Linked DNA regions of Homo sapiens: region 2 is linked to region 1. A link is an interaction called in ENCODE POLR2A ChIA-PET data of the cell type or tissue named here. Cell type or tissue: A673. All regions are shown on one strand.

Region 1 (8,000 bases):
TTATACAAAAATTAACTCAAGATGGATTAAAGACTTAAACGTAAAACATAAAAACCCTAGAAGGAAGCCTAGGCAATACCATTCAAGACATAAGCATCGGCAAAGACTTCATGACTAAAACACCAAAAGCAATGGCAAAAAAAAGTCAAAATTGACAAATGGGATCTAATTAAACTAAAGAGCTTCTGCACAGCAAAAGATACTATCATCAGAGTGAACAGGAAACCTACAGAATGGAGAAAATTTTTGCAATCTATCCATCTGACAAAGGGCTAATATCTAGAATCTATAAGGAACTTAAATAAATGTACAAGAAAAAAACAAACAACCCCATCAAAAAGTGTGTGAAGGATATAAACAGACACTTCTCAAAAGAAGACATTTATGTGGCCAAAAAACATGAAAAAAAGCTCATCATCACCGGTCACTAGAGAAATGCAAATCAAAAACCACGATGAGATACCATCTCACGCCAGTTAGAATGGCAGTCATTAAAAAGTGAAGAAACAACAGATGCTAGAGAGGATGTGGAGAAATAGGAACACTATTATACTGTTGGTGGGAGTGTAAATTAGTTTAACCATTGTGGAAGAGAGTGTGGCTATTCCTCAAGGATCTAGAACCAGAAATACCATTTGACCCAGCAATCCCATTACTGGGTATACATCCAAAGGATTATAAATCATTCTACTATAAAGTCACATGCACACGTATGTTTATTGCAGCACTATTCACAATAGTAAAGACTTGGAAGCCACCCAAATGCCCATCAATGATAGACTGGATGAAGAAAATGTGGCACATACATACCATGGAATCCTATGCAACCATAAAAAGGATGAATTCATGTCCTTTGCAGGGACATGGATGAAACTGGAAACCATCATCTTCAGCAAACTAACACAGGGACAGAAAACCAAGCACTGCATGTTCTTACTCATAAGTGGAAGTTGAACAATGAGAACACATGGACACAGGGAGGGGAGCATCACACACCGGGGCCTGTCAGGGGGTGGCGGGCTAGGGGAGGGATAGCATTAGGAGAAATACCTAATGTAGATGATGGGTTGATGGGTGCAAACCACCATGGCACGTGTATACCTATGTAACAAAACTGCACATTCTGCACATGTATCCCAGAACTTAAAGTATAATTTAAAAAAAAGAAAAAGAAAAAGAAACCGCTGACCACAGGCTAATTCTGGCCGGTTTAAAGAGGCTACACACTTCAGCTTTCACATCCCTGCTTCACCTTTTAATGTCAAAGCCTTCATTATAATACATTTAAAGGTTAAGTCTCCACCCCAAAGTAAACACAGGACACACAGCATATAACATACATGTTTCTTCAATACACGTGTATAAGGACTCCATTCATGAATATTCATAGGTCCTCCTATAACCTGTTAAGTGTGTGTATTTAGCCTACCTGTTCAGCATAAACCCATGTTCCACCCTCTAATACCTCAAAGCGCCTATTTCTGGCTTCAGCTGGAGATATCCTTCCCAGCCTGTAAAAATGTCCACGTTGCAGGCTGTAACCCTTTATAAGAAATAGTCTCCTAAGCTGGGCATGGTGGCTCATGCCTGTAATCCCAGCACTTTGGGAGGCTGAGGCAGGTGGATCACCTGAGGTCAGGAGTTCAAGACCAGCCTGGCCAACACGGTGAAACCCCGTCTCTACTAAAAATACAAAAATAGCCAGGCGTGGTGGCAGGCACCTGTAATCTCAGCTACTCGGGAGGCTGAGGCAGGGGAATCACTTGAACCCAGGAGATGGAGGTTACAGTGAGCCAAGATCATGCCACTATACTCCAGCCTGGGTAAGAGAGCAAGACTCTGTCTCAAAAACAAAAAGGAAAGAAAAAGAAATAGTCTCCTTTCCAAATGTATAGATCTCATGATTTTTCAGTTAACGATAGGATTAATACCCCAACAATCACAGGCATGAGCTGAGGGAGGGGTGCTAGAAGCACAGCAATGGATGTTGTGGGAGTCCAGGGTACTTGCTCATGCAGCTTGCCCGTGCCCTGTGCTCCTGCTCATGCTCAATACTAAATGGACCACATCATCTTATAATATATTGTTGCTGGACCCACTCCCCCTTGTGACTTCGTGGGCCCGGTAGGATCTAGTTCCCGACAAGCAATTCTGGCCATGTGGTCATTTGGTGTCCACAGTCAGGGTCAATTCTCCATCTCTAGGGCCCAGCAGCAGGCCAGGAGTTGTTCTTCAGAAAGGTGTGTAATTCTCTTTGGCAGGTGGTGTAGCCACGTTCCAGAACTCTGAGGGCCTGCACTGTGATGCTCTCTCTGAGGCTTGCCACAGACTCTACACAGTGTCTTTTTCCATCTCTGGTACATGGACGGCCCTGTCATCAGAACTGCTTGATCACAGCCTGACCTGTGACAGAGCTCATTCCTGCCCTGGGCTCTATACTCAAAGCTGACACCTTTGTATCACCCAGTGTGGTATGGATTGTGCTGCCTTTGAAACACAAAGAGGCCCACCAGGTGTTCTACTCCCTGCTTCTTGATAAGAAATGCAAGATTTAATTATTTATCTTCTAGTTTACAGGGGATATTCCAACGTACCTGTGAACCCCAGCCACCTAAAAACGGAACCAATATGGCCACCCCCTCAATCTTAGAAGATTTCTCTCCCACTCTCTGGAGTACATGTATCTTACAAAGGCCTCCAGCATGTTAGCCACCTCTTGCTTATCCAGACTGGCTGACATCATCTTTTTCATATAGCAGACATCCAGATGAACAAGGTCTGTATTGCAGAGGGCAGGAGAGTGAGCATAGTCATGATACAAACTGTAAATATACACGTATATACTGTAAAATATACCATATATATAGTGGTCCATTCCATTAGATCTGAAATTATTTCAGATTGTCTTTCATAAGTGGGCCAAAAATAAATACATTGGCCACATAATAGCCACAGACAAAGTACCCAAGACTGTATTAACCTGCTCCAGTGGAGGTGCCACATTCAGAATAACAGCTCGGATTGGGGCTACGACTCAGTTGAGCTTGCAGGGTCCATCTAGCTTCTGCAGGGCCAGACTGATGAATTCAACAGAGATATGGTGGGGATCACTCTTGCATCCTTTACATCCTGAAGGTTGCTACTAACTTCTTCCAACCCTCCCACCACCCAACACCAGAAGGAGATATTGTTTTAATTTACTTTCTTAACCAGGAACAGTAGTTCCAAAGGCCTCCGCTTGCCTTTTGTCACTAAGAAAGCACTTAGTGCAGATCCCGTAAGTCCTCAACAAACCCATGGGGAGCTCCAGAGCCCACTGGTACCCATCAGAATAGTCCCATGTTGGGCCAAAATAGCCCCTGTGTCATTCAGTCACCTGATACAGGTGGCCCTTGGAAGGGGGAGTCTCAGGCAAGGCAGGTCCAGGTAGCTGAGCAGATCCTGAGAGAGCTGACAGCTGAAGGGTGACCGCTAACCACGCTCCCCACAGCTGGGACAAAAGCCTTGTTGGAGGGGGAATCCGGGCGGTCATTCCCTGTCTGGCCTGTGTCCTAGGACTCAAGCTGCTCTGGAATCCCATACGGGGGGTCTTCCTGGCCATGGGGCAGCTTAGTGGAAGGCCCACTTGTAAATTTAATCCACAACAACTGCTAAGAGTGTGGTAATCAGCTGCAGAATCCACAGCATCCCTTCACCTCACACTGTTCAGTGAATCATGAGCCAGGCACTGTTTGCAGCTCTGTGCATGAGTTATTTCATTTGATTCTCACCCAATAGAGGGACTACCCTCACTCTGTCCCTGTTCACAGCAAGAAAGTGAGGCTTAGAAAGTGGAAGTAACTTGCCTAAGGTCATGCAGCTAATAAAGGCAGAGCTGGGATGCCTTTCCTCTTACTGCTTTTGTAGCATCATATTAAATAATTAAATTTTTCTGCAAAGCCCAAAAGTGAAGGAAGAAATGCATGGTGATGCAGGAAATAACTTTATATTGCCTTTTATTTGCTTGCTGGTTGATAATGGAAATAACTAGTTCTGCTTTATCATTTTCATTATTTTCATTATCAGTTAATTATTCTTCGTATTTTCTAATGTTTAAGAATGGCCCTGAATCTTTTCTTATTATCATTATTCAATTAGAAACTATGCCCCAGTTTCTATCCCTCAATAAATCCTGGAGTGGTGTCCGTTGAGAACGTGTATGGGTGAGAGAATAAGACAGCCTCTCATTCTAAAAATACATTGAAGCAGGAGAAATAGGCTGTGCATTAATTTTTTTTTCTCTAAGGCAGCTCAAGACGGCATCTCTCTCAGCTCATTAATTCTCGAAACAGCCCTATGAAGATGGCTACCAAGGAGCTTTCCCATGTTTCAGAATAAAAAGGAAGTAAGTGGATGGAGGAAAAGAAATTGAAACACCAGGAAGAGCTTATCTTATTAGAAACTAAGTGTCTGCCAGTGCAGGAGCTAAAATCAGATCTTAATTCAAACCAGCAGTCGGGAAATGATTCCTCTATTCTATGGGACAAGTAGAAAGGGCATGGAAAAAGTATTCTTAGGGCTAACTTGTTTTTAATCTAGAGAGGAGAATTTGTGGCTACACAGTATTCATTATATTATTATTTGTACTTTTCTGTGTTTTTTGAAACTTAATCCAAAAACTTAAATCTGAAAGAAGGAGAGATGAAGGGAAGGAGGAAGGGAAGAAAAGGAAGGAAGGAAGGAAGGAAGGAAGGAAGGAAGGAAGGAAGGAAGGAAGGAATTATTTTTTCCACACATTTCTTTTTCCTGAAAGGAGAAAACAATTTCCCGAATCAATTTATAAAAATAAGCAACTCCAGCTTTTCTTCCTCTACCACCTTCCACATTTAAAAACAAACATGAAAAGCAACATCCCCAAAAGCAGAGTAATAAACTCTAAGAAAGGCCAGGTACGGTGGCTCATGCCTGTAATCCCAGCACTTTGGGAGGCCAAGGCGGTTGGATCATGAGGTCAGGAGTTCAAGACCAGCCTGACCAACATGGCAAAAACCCGTCTCTACTAAAAAAAAAAAAAAATACAAAAATTAGCTGGGCATTGTGGCAGGCACCTGTAATCCCAGCTACTTGGGAGGCTAAGGCAGGAGAATCACTTAAACCTGGCAGGCAGAGGTTGCAGTGAGCCGAGATCGTGCCATTGCACTCCAACCTGGGCGACAAGAGCATGACTCAGTCTCGAAACATAAAAATAAACACTTTAAAAATAACCTTGACCTGATATTCTTGTTAAGTAGTTTCTTCTTAATAAGGACACTAAACTTATCAACAACAAAGCAGTGGAGGATGTTGCACATTTGGGCAGTGTGATGACACCCGTAAAGCAAAGGCAGTGTGGCATGATGGGAAGAAGGGCCTTTGGCTCCAAAGAGACCTGTGACAAATGTGCAGCTCTATCATTTATTAGTAGTGTGGCTTGAACAAGTCATTTAATCTTTCAGCACTTTACTTTTCTCATCTGCAATATGAGGATAAGAAAATCTAGCTCCCAGATTGTGCTTAGGACTAAATGAGATGATTTGCTATAGTGCCTGGCATAAGCATTAGCAAACCCTCCTGCCTACCCACTCCTTTACTAATAAACAGGCTTAATAAGAGAATTTTTTCTGCATAAGAAGCAGAGCTCTTCAGGTCATTTTCAGGTGCAGCACTTGTTACATGAGCCTTTCTCTGCAAATGAGCCAGGATGGCTTATTCCCGTAAGTCTCGTTGGCCATGTCCAGGAATAGCCAGACATCTCTCTTCAAGGGCGATATTGGAAGAAGCAAGGTATACACTACGCCCTGACTCTCTAACAAGCCTCTAATTTAATTTGCATGTCTCTGGGCCTATTTATTGTCTCTGATCTGATGGTCCCTGAAGCAGCTCTAAGGAGGTTTCCACATGCTCCAGACTCCTGAAAGTTGGGAGGTGATTGCAGGTAAAGAAAAGGTGGGTAGGGAGAGAGCATATTCACAGACTCAGAATGAAAAGGACAAAGAAACACTCTGGGAGTGTGATCAGAGGCTGCCTTCCCCAGGGTGGATCTCAGCACACAGTGGACTTTCCTTCTGACAGTATTTTGCATGCCCTGCAGGGGCAAGGTTTGCTGTGGACAGAATTGGAGAGAGTAAGCCCCAATATCTGAAGGCAGGGTAAAAAGACAAATTTTATGTAGAGCCAAAAGGCTCAGAAATACCCCTGGAGAAAAAGATAAAAGCTTTGTTAGACATGCTGCCTGTTCGACCCTCTCTGTTATGAATGGCCTTTGCTCTCCATGGAAAGGAGAAAAGCCACATTACCTAAAGCAGATTCCACTCACATGGCTCTCACCAGTCCTCACTGCCTAGCAAATTGAGCATGAACAGCTCAGACTTGTTCAATATCACCTCAATTCTGTCTTTTCAACCTTATCTCCAATCAAGATCCTCTTCCCCAAGATGGAAGAAGATCTTGAGTGGAGGCAAGCTTCAAAAGACAGAATTAATAAAAGATAGACTAATTGGGTTTGGTGCCAATACTACTTACCTCTAAAACATCCTGTTGTTTTCCTGAATAGGGATTATGAAACGGTCAAAACCATTTTCATAAACATAGTAAGATAACATTTGATGTTTTCACTTTCTTTCTCTCACAAGTGTAACAGTGATGGTTTCCAGAGGTTACATGATACATTCAGAATTATCTGAAAACATCATTCAAATACTCCTCTGTTTTCTAACAACATATCTCTGTGAGGGTGAACTTTCTTCCTGTTCTTCAACCAAAGCAACATATTGTAATAGACTGAAGGCAGAAGCAGAATCCAGCAGTCTTCTGCTGAGCCAGACAATAAAGAGATTTGCCAAAATGTAAAGCAACACCACGCTTCTCTAGGAATACTTTTTTTGTTTGGGGAGATTAGTTATTTTTCATATATAAATGTTATTTATGCTAGCATTTAATGAATTTATTGCTGCTATTTTAAATAAATAAATGAACATTTAATGTTTTTAATTTTAACATAGTAAGAATTAATAGGGCCGGGCGCGGTGGCTCACACCTGTAATCACACCTGGGAGGCCGAGGCGGGTGGATCACCTGAGGTTGGGAGTTCAAGACGAGGCCGACCAACATGGAGAAACCCCGTCTCTACTAAAAAAACAAAAAATTAGCCGGGCGTGGTGGCACATGCCTGTAATCCCAGCTACTTGAGAGGCTGAGGCAGGAGAATCACTTGAACCTGGCAGGCGGAGGTTGCAGTGAGCTGAAATTGCACCATTGCACCCCAGACTGGGCAACAAGATTAAAACTCCATCTCAAAAAAAAAAAAAAAAAAAAAAAAAGAATAAACAGCTATGACTCATATAAACAAAAATTCTTTAGAGTCTGTGGTTATTTTTAAATGTGTAGATGTCCTAAGACCAAAAACAATTGAGAACCACTTCCCTAGCCCTAAACATTTAGAACTTCCAAATTTTTTCTGCAAGATGAGGTCTCCCTTCTAGGTAGCTCCCTTGAACATGATATAAAAAAAATATGCTGAATCCCCTTGTGTGACCATGTCTGGCCCATTAATAATGCTTTGTCTCAACCAATCAGTAATGCAGGTCATACTTATGTAATTTCTTCTTTTCTGCAGCGGCAAGGAAACCAGCCTACCTCAGTTTCTGCCCCTTTATGCTTCTCAGGGTGAACTAGACACTAATTCACTATTCCCTCAAATTGCAGGGGACACCTCAAGCTCATAGTTTGAAGGAGAAAGCACCACTCCCAACCTTCCCATAGCTAGGAAATGAGGCCGGGGACAGTGGCTCACACCTATAATCCCAGCACTTTGGGAAGCCAAAGCAGGTGGATTGCTTGAGCCAAGGAGTTCAAGACTAGCCTGGACAACATTGGTGAAACCCCATCTCTACAAAAAAAAATAATTTTAAATTAGCTGGGCATGGTGGCACATGCCTATAGTCCCAGCTCCTTGAGAGGCTGAGGTTGGAGGATCGCTTGGG
Region 2 (8,000 bases), 210 kb before region 1:
TCCTGTACAGTCCCATTCTGTTAGAGAAAGGATGGAAGAAATGAATTTCAGGGTGATGCTCCTGACATGCATCCTGGATCTCTAGCCAGATTTGATCCAGCTGATTGGAGTCATGGACTTACCTCCTCAGCCCCTGTTCCTTAGGTAGGGGCTCAGAGTTCTTTTATTGGAACTGACAAGACATTGCATCTCAGCTGGAACGCCAGACTGAGCTCCATACATGGTCAGGCAAATGAGGGACATAGGGTTTCCTTCCCACTTATTACTTTCTGAATGGGGGCTCAGAAGCCCCTTATAGGTTTTGTCATCCTGAACAACAGAAAGAGGCTCTCTAAAAGAAAGGAAAAGTTTATTTGGGAATACAGCATTGCAATGGGAATCAGGATGCCATAGTAAACTATGTGCATATTCAGGGAGGTAAAAGAAGATGAAGGTTTTTACAGGAAAAAATGAAGAGGATTACATAACTGTTTTGAAGTAATTATCCTTGGCTACAAAGATCAATAACAAGGATGACACCGTTCTGAGGCTGGGCAGGCAGTTCCTGGGCAGTCCTTGCAAAAACATTTGTGTGTGTGTAAGGTTATGACAGCCTTTGTATAATATTGTAGTTTCATAGAATCTTTATCATATATTCTGTAGGCATATATTCTCTATCACCAACACTTAAGAATATTTATGAGTTCATTTTTATTACATCTTCTCTGCAGGTTGCAATGTAAGCATTTGAAATCATACACATTTACAAGGAAATAAATGATTTTTAAGTCCCTCAGCATTAAGGAATACATTAATGTCTCCCAACATTAAGGAAAGCAACTTTCCTGGAATACACGATGCCTTCATATCTTCTTCTATTACAGTTTTAACCTAGCCTTGTTTTCTCTTTTTCCTAAAAATTCTGCCCAAAGGTTTGTTTTTCTTTAAATCATTTTCAATGCTGATTTATTCTTCTTCGTATTTGTTACTTAGACCTCAAGCCCTTATCCAATGTGACGATGGTCCTTAGTCATGTTCACCAAGTATTTCTGGCTCTCTGCTTTCAGGGCACCTGTGTGGATGCACCTCTCGGCCACCTTAAGGTTGGGTAGAACTGTGTGATTAGTCCTGACCAATAAGCTATGAACAGAAAGGGTGATTGTTTTTAGAAGAGAGCATTAAATTGCCAGTGTAAGGTCCTTCAAAACTCTCTTTCCCCTTATCATAGCATCAATAATATTTGAGATGATAGTTTATCAGGCATACAAGTGTAAGAACCCTTTCTTCATGGTCTCCCCAACTCTATTTGTCATAGGTTTCTTAACATTAGTGATGCCATTTTGATTCTGACAGCTTTCACAGTTTCATGGCCAAGATATTAAGTTTGAGCCCTGGTATTCGATTTCTATCCTCTTCCTAAGCTGTGTGAGTAAAATTGGCCTTTAGTTGCTACCAACCTTCTTCTAGACACAGAGGTATGCATTAAAAAAAAAGAAAGAGGCTGGGTGCACTGGCTCACACCTGTAATCCCAGCACTTTGGGAGGCCAAGGTGGGCAGATCACCTGAGGTCAGGAGTTCGAGACCAGCCTGACCAACATGGAGAAACCCTGTCTCTACTAAAAATCCAAAATCAGCCAGGTGTGGTGGTGCATGCCTATAATCCCAGCTACCCTGGAAGCTGACGCAGAAGAATCACTTGAACCCAGGAGGCAGAGGTTGCAGTGAACCGAGATCACGTCATTGCACTCCAGCCTGGGCAACAAGAGCAAAACTCCATGTCAAAAAAGAAAAACAAAAACAAAAAAAGAAAAGAAAAGAAAAAAAGAAAGATGTAGTATGTGGGGTGGAGAAAGCTCCATTGGAAGCTCTCTTAATGGAATGGGTGTGTGCTCTATTCAGTGGTACCACATCTGCTGCAAAACTTTGATGGTGTCCAATCTGTCTGGTCTGCGTGCATGGCCAAACTGGCTTAGAACTGTTTCTGATAGGAACCCCACCAGCCAGTTAGGAGAAGGTCTGCTTTAGATACTTGAAAGATAGAGATTTTATGACCTCCTAAGGAGAGGTGACTCTACGTGTCCAAAAGTTTGAAAGAGACTGGGCTTAAGCTGCACAAGTGAATGGACAAAGATCTATCCATCTGCCAATCACCGAACATCTCTTTAGAATTCCTCTGTGCCCATATGGAATGTTTAAACATTTTCTGCAAAGGGGATATCAGAAAATAATAGGATTGGTTTACTCATCAGATCAGTTTGATTGTATTTTACAATGAGTTTTCCTGACAGTTTCTAAATGGCTTCAGGTTCTCCTCTTCCATTTATTTCTAGTTGTTGGATGTTTACTGATGAAGTAATTGAGCCTATAATTTACCTTAAGAGTCCTAAAGCTAAAAGAAGGAGATAATTTCTGAAGTTTTCTAATCACTGGTTTGGCAATCTGGAGCAAGTCATTAAAACAACCTAACTTTAATATTTTCACCTGTAAAATATAGAGATAATCAGACTTATCCTCCCAGGGTTGTGGCCTGATGCTGAACAATAACTTTAAAAAATGTCTTTTGCTATGGTTTGAACATTTGTCCCCTCCAAAACTCATGTTGAAATTTCAGGCTGTGTGCAGTGGTTCACGCCTGTGATCTCAGCACTTTGGGAGGCCGAGGCGGGCAGATCACTCGAGGCTAGGAGTCCAAGACCAGCCTGACCAACATGGTGAAATCTATAGTCCCAGCTGCTCAGGAGGCTGAGGCAAGAGAAATGCTTAAACCTGGGAGGCAGAGGTTGCAGCGAGCCGAGATCCACCACTGCACTCCAGCCTGGGCGACAGAGCCAGACTCCATCTCAAAAAATAAATAAATAAAAATAAAAATAAATTTCATTGTCATTGTATAGTATTAAGAGGTAGGACCTTTGAGGGGTGATTAAATCCCAAAGGCTCCACTCTATAAATGGATTAAACCATTGTCTTGGGAGTGAGTTTGTTATAAGCGGGTGCCTTCAGCCCCCTTTTCTGTCTCTCTCTTGCGCTCTCACTTTCTGCCATGTGATGATGTAGGAGGAAGATCCTCACACATGCAGGCACCTTGATCTTGGACCTTCCAGCCTCCAGAACTGTGAGCCAATAAATGTCTGTTCATTATAAACCACCTGTCTCAGATATTCTGGTATAACCACAAAAATGGATGAGGGCATATCTAAACACAAGGTAACAATATGATCAGAATAGAAATAATAGCTTCTTTGTGGCCGGGCACGGTGGCTCACGCCTGTAATCCCAGCGCTTTGGGAGGATGAGGCGAGCAGATCACGAGGTCAGGAGATTGGGACCATCCTGGCTAACATGGTGAAACCCCGTCTCTACTGAAAAAATACAACAAAAAAATTAACTGGGCGTGGCAGTGTGCACCTGTAGTCCCAGCTACTCGGGAGGCTGAGGCAGGAAAATGGCGTGAACCCGGGAGGTGGAGCTTGTAGTGAGCCGAGATCGTGCCACTGCACTCCAGCCTGGGCAACAGAGTGAGACTCCGTCTCAAAAAAAAAAAAAAAAAAAAAAAAAAAAAAGAAATAATAGCTTCTTTGTAGATAAATACAGAGTAATTTTACAAAAGCTATTATAGGTACACTGTGGCCAAATTCTTTAACCTTCCAGAGGTTTGCATTTCAGCGACTTATGTATTTTTTAACAAATATTAGAAAAGTATCTATTAGGTGTCAGACTATATATCAGATGCCTAGAGAGATTAAATTATAGAAGACATATTCTCTCCTATAAAGGAAATTATTTTTAAAATGCAAAAAAAAAAAAAAAAACCCACGAGCCAACAGCGGGCTCTGTGTGAGAATCACTTGATTCAGAAAGTTAGGAAGAAATAGAATACGGAGGCCAGATTACTGAGCAATCCTATGAAAACATACATACTGACAAATCAATTCTCATTAAACTAGAGTGTAGGCAGCAATGCCTTAGCCACAGCTGCTGCGCCTAATTGAACTGTATTTGCATTTCAAAAATCAACACCTGAGGCCACATTCAAATTATTCTACCAGAGGTTACTGTAGGGAATTTGAACTTTGGAGATAATTAACAATATAATTTTTTCTATCATTTTGTCCACAGGGAAGATTCAGTTTACAGCAAATTAAGTAATATTATTTAATATTATATGTGAATGGGTTGTATAATCATTCTCAATGTAAACATATTTTTGCACTATGAGATACCCTAGAAATAAAATTTTAATGTTTGAGTTAGGGAAGAATCACGATAAATAAAAATAACCCATCAAATCTCAAACTGATGTTATAAAAATGGTTTTAATAAGTGATTTCGGTTTAAAGTAAATTCAGTTTGTGATGTATACACAAAGGTGACAAGTGATCTATATAAGATGTTGATTCACATTTATGCCCATGAATGATGTCTAGACATGTATAATAAACTGCTAGGGAAGGTAGCCAGAGTCAGTCCATGCTAAGACTTCTGAGATGCCTAGAAAAGAAATCTTCAAGGAATAATACTAGCTAAAACTGACATAGCCTTTGCTAAGTGCCAGCAGTATTCCTAGGACATTCTCTGTGTTAATCCAGCTCACGGTGACTCCACGAGATGGGCACCATTATAATTCCCATTTTACAGATGGAGAAACTGAGGTTCAGATAGGTTAAGCAAGTTGCATGAAGTCACACAGCTAATGGTTGGGGCCTCAATACCGGATGGGGCTAGTATGGAATCCCAGCACTTTGGCATCAAAGTTTTGCTCCTAACCACCATGCTATAATGTGCTAGAGCTTGACTCAGTAACAAAGCCTCGTTCAACAGAAGAAAGAAGATTTCCCCAGGATGAAAGGAAGCTACATCAAAGAGAAGAATTTTTGTCCGTTGTGGTCACACAAGGCATAAGATTACACACTGGGTTAGATCGCCAGTTTAGACTCAAGTGGATCAGAACTTATTCAGTATCAAGGTTTGCTAGATATTTCAAAGGTACAGTCAACCATGCAGCATAAAGAAAGAGAGATCAGGAACACCCACATGACTTCCCTGGCCCAGAACTGGACACATTCTCTATTGCTCAGAATAATACACAAAGTTGCCAAGTGAAGTTTTGCAGGGTTCCAAACACAGTAGGCAGCACTTTGTTGTTGCTGTTGTTGTTTTGTTTATTTGTTTGTTTGAGACAGAGTTTCATTCTTATTGCCCAGGCTGGAGTGCAATGGCCCAATCTCGGCTCACTGCAACCTCTGCCTTCAGGTTTCAAGTGATTCTTCTGCCTCAGCCTCCCGAGTAGCTGGGATTACAGGGACCCACGACCATGTCCTGCTAATTTTTGTATTTTTAGTAGGAATGGGGTTTCACCTTGTTGGCCAGGCTGGTCTCGAACTCCTGACCTTGTGATCCACCCGTCTCGGCCTCCCAAAGTGCTGGGATTACAGGTGTAAGCCACACGCCCGGCCAGTAGGCAGCACTTTTAAGTTACAGCACAGAGAGGAATAGGACATGAGAGACATCCTTTAGGTTGTCATAGGTTCTGGGTTTATATACTCTAAGTAATTCATTGGCTAGGGACATCCGGCTAAGGTTATCCAATAGTTAAAATATTTTTTCCTAGCAAATATCATTCGTCCATTCACACAGATGTTTAGCTGACAAGGAGATCAGAAGGATCTCTGCCTTTTCTTTCCCTTGGAGGTGTTCTTCCAGTAAAGGAGGTAGATGAGCCCCAGCCAGATGTTGAATTCCTTCCTCTCCAATCACTGATGCAACTCAGCTCCTAATACATTACCTGGCACACAGAAGGCACTCAGTATACTTTGCTGAATGACTTGAAACAGTACATGTCTGTCCCTTAGATTTTTCTGTACCATGATACCCTCACCATGACCTTGACTCAATACATGATGTCTGTGCTACCCATGCCTACAGCCTAAGGGTGGTATGAAAGCTGTGGATAAAAACTAGAAGAGCAATTTCCATTCAAGATTTCATTGCATTTACAACTTGGTAAGGCACAGGGGTATAAAGTGGTATTGCTTTGGTATAATCCTAATGGATTGGAACACAAAAGAGAGGAAAAGTCATGTTCAACAACTTCACCAAATACTATGCAGTTTGGGAACCTCCTAGACATCATGGTAGCCATGTGAGGGACACCAGTGCCACTGAAGGTGGCAGGGATTCCTGGCAGATGTGCAGCCCCCAGCAGAGGCTACTATTCCAGCCCCAGTCCTTGGAGTGCCAAGCAGAGAACTGACAATGAATATGGCTGATGCTTACTGAGTACTTACAATGTGCCAGGCACTGTTCCAATTGCTTTCACATGGAATAACCCATTTCCTCATAAAAATGTGCGAGGTAGGTTATAATATTATTTCATCACAGGATGAGATAAATAATCCTATATTAAATAAACAGGGATGAACAAATAAATGAAATAAAATATGGTCCAATTGAAAAAGACCCAGGGACCACTTGGATACCCTCGCCCTTTCTGACTTTGCCTTTAGACACTTCCGTTTCACCCATCTAAGCAACAGAGGATGGAGAGAGAAGAGCTCTGACTCACATCTTACTTGGAGACCTGAAGCCTTCTACTAAAAGGATGCTGGGGAAAGCCCTTGCTGGGGATGGGATTAAAAAGACTTGGGCCAGGCGCAGTGGTCCACACCTGTAATCCCAACACTTTGGGAGGCCGAGGCAGTTGGATTACCTGAGGTTGGGAGTTCGAGACCAGCCTGGCCAACATTCAACATGGTGAAACCCTGTCTCTACTAAAAATACAAAAATTAGCCCAGGGTGGTGGCAGGTACCTGTAATCCTAGCTACTCAGGAGGCTGAGGCAGGAGAATCACTTGAACCTAGGAAGCAGAGGTTGCAGTAAGCTGAGATCACACCACTGCACTCCAGCCTGGGTAACAGAGCAAGACTCCGTCTCAAAAGAAAAAGAAAAAAAAAAAAGAACTTGGGTACCAGGAAAAACGAAAACCAGGGAGGGTGGGATGAAGGGTGCCTCCCAGGTCTAGGCCAAGAAATTCCAGGCTCATGTTCAGGACAGGGCTGATAGCTAAATTACTAGCTGGTTGTCAATAACAGCAACTTTTCACCACCTTCACCACTAAAAACAACACTTTGCACTTTCTGAATAGTTTGTAATCCATTTACTTAGGGAAAGGACTGAAGCTTCTTTGGAGTTTAGAACGTACATTTTTTGCTTGTTAGTGGGAAGGAAGTAGACAGCACCCAACCCTAAAAAATACATATATATATACTAGCACCATCAGCAGATGCTGGAGACAAGTCTAGTGTGAGTGGCAGAAGGTCATGTGAATCCATCAGAGGAATCTCCCAACCAACTAGTCAATGGTACTGATTTTCCTGTCTCTCTGTTCTTTATTTCCAGAAGCCACTATGGGACATAGGAGGAAGTGCCTGTGCCTAAGGTGCATCAGGCGATGGTTCACTCTTACAGACGATCCAGGCAGGCTCTCAGGCAGAGTGAATGGACATCCTTATTCATCCATCACACTTTTAGGCTTGGCTGCTCTATAAAACTTTCTGAAGAAGCTTCTACTTTTAGCATTTCTTGGCAAAATTCCATCTTTTCCTCCTATTGTATTTATTTTGTTTACTTTTTAAATTTTTGAGACAGAGTCTCACTGTATTGCCCAGGCTGGAGTGCAGTGGCGTTATCATAGTTTACCGCAGCTTCAAACTCCAGGGCTCAAGCAATCCTCCCACCTCAGCCTCCTGAAAAGCTCACGACAGGCACATGCCACCATTCCCAGCTAATTTTTGCATCTTTTGTAGCGACAGGGTCTCACTACGTTTCCCAGGCTGGTCTCAAACTACTGGCCTCATGTAATCGTTCCTCCTTGGCCTCCCAAAGCACTGGGATTACAGGTGTGAGCCACTGTATCCCACCCCATTGTATTTATTTATGTTTATTATTTATCTCCAAGCAACGTAACCAATACATTACAAGCCTTTAGAAAGCTGCTAGGAAATGCATCATCTGGTTGGTCTA

The links. Peaks named below come from ENCODE experiments on the same cell type or tissue, not always from the same donor. Only the 100,000 strongest peaks of a DNase experiment are listed, where the experiment ranks them.
Region 2: POLR2A ChIA-PET joins it to region 1 with 11 read pairs; 3 of 35 experiments call an interaction of 5 or more read pairs at or near these places.

Annotation. Positions count from the first base shown.
Region 1 is chr1:242,867,370-242,875,369 of GRCh38, forward strand. No RefSeq gene overlaps it. Among named protein-coding and RNA genes, the nearest start is that of LINC01347, 230 kb to the right of the region's middle. In A673, no CTCF peak of the experiment used is centred here; DNase peaks (open chromatin) are centred at 3,752 and 4,572; H3K27ac peaks cover 5,105 bases.
Region 2 is chr1:242,659,119-242,667,118 of GRCh38, forward strand. No RefSeq gene overlaps it. Among named protein-coding and RNA genes, the nearest start is that of PLD5, 140 kb to the left of the region's middle. In A673, no CTCF peak of the experiment used is centred here; no DNase peak of the experiment used is centred here.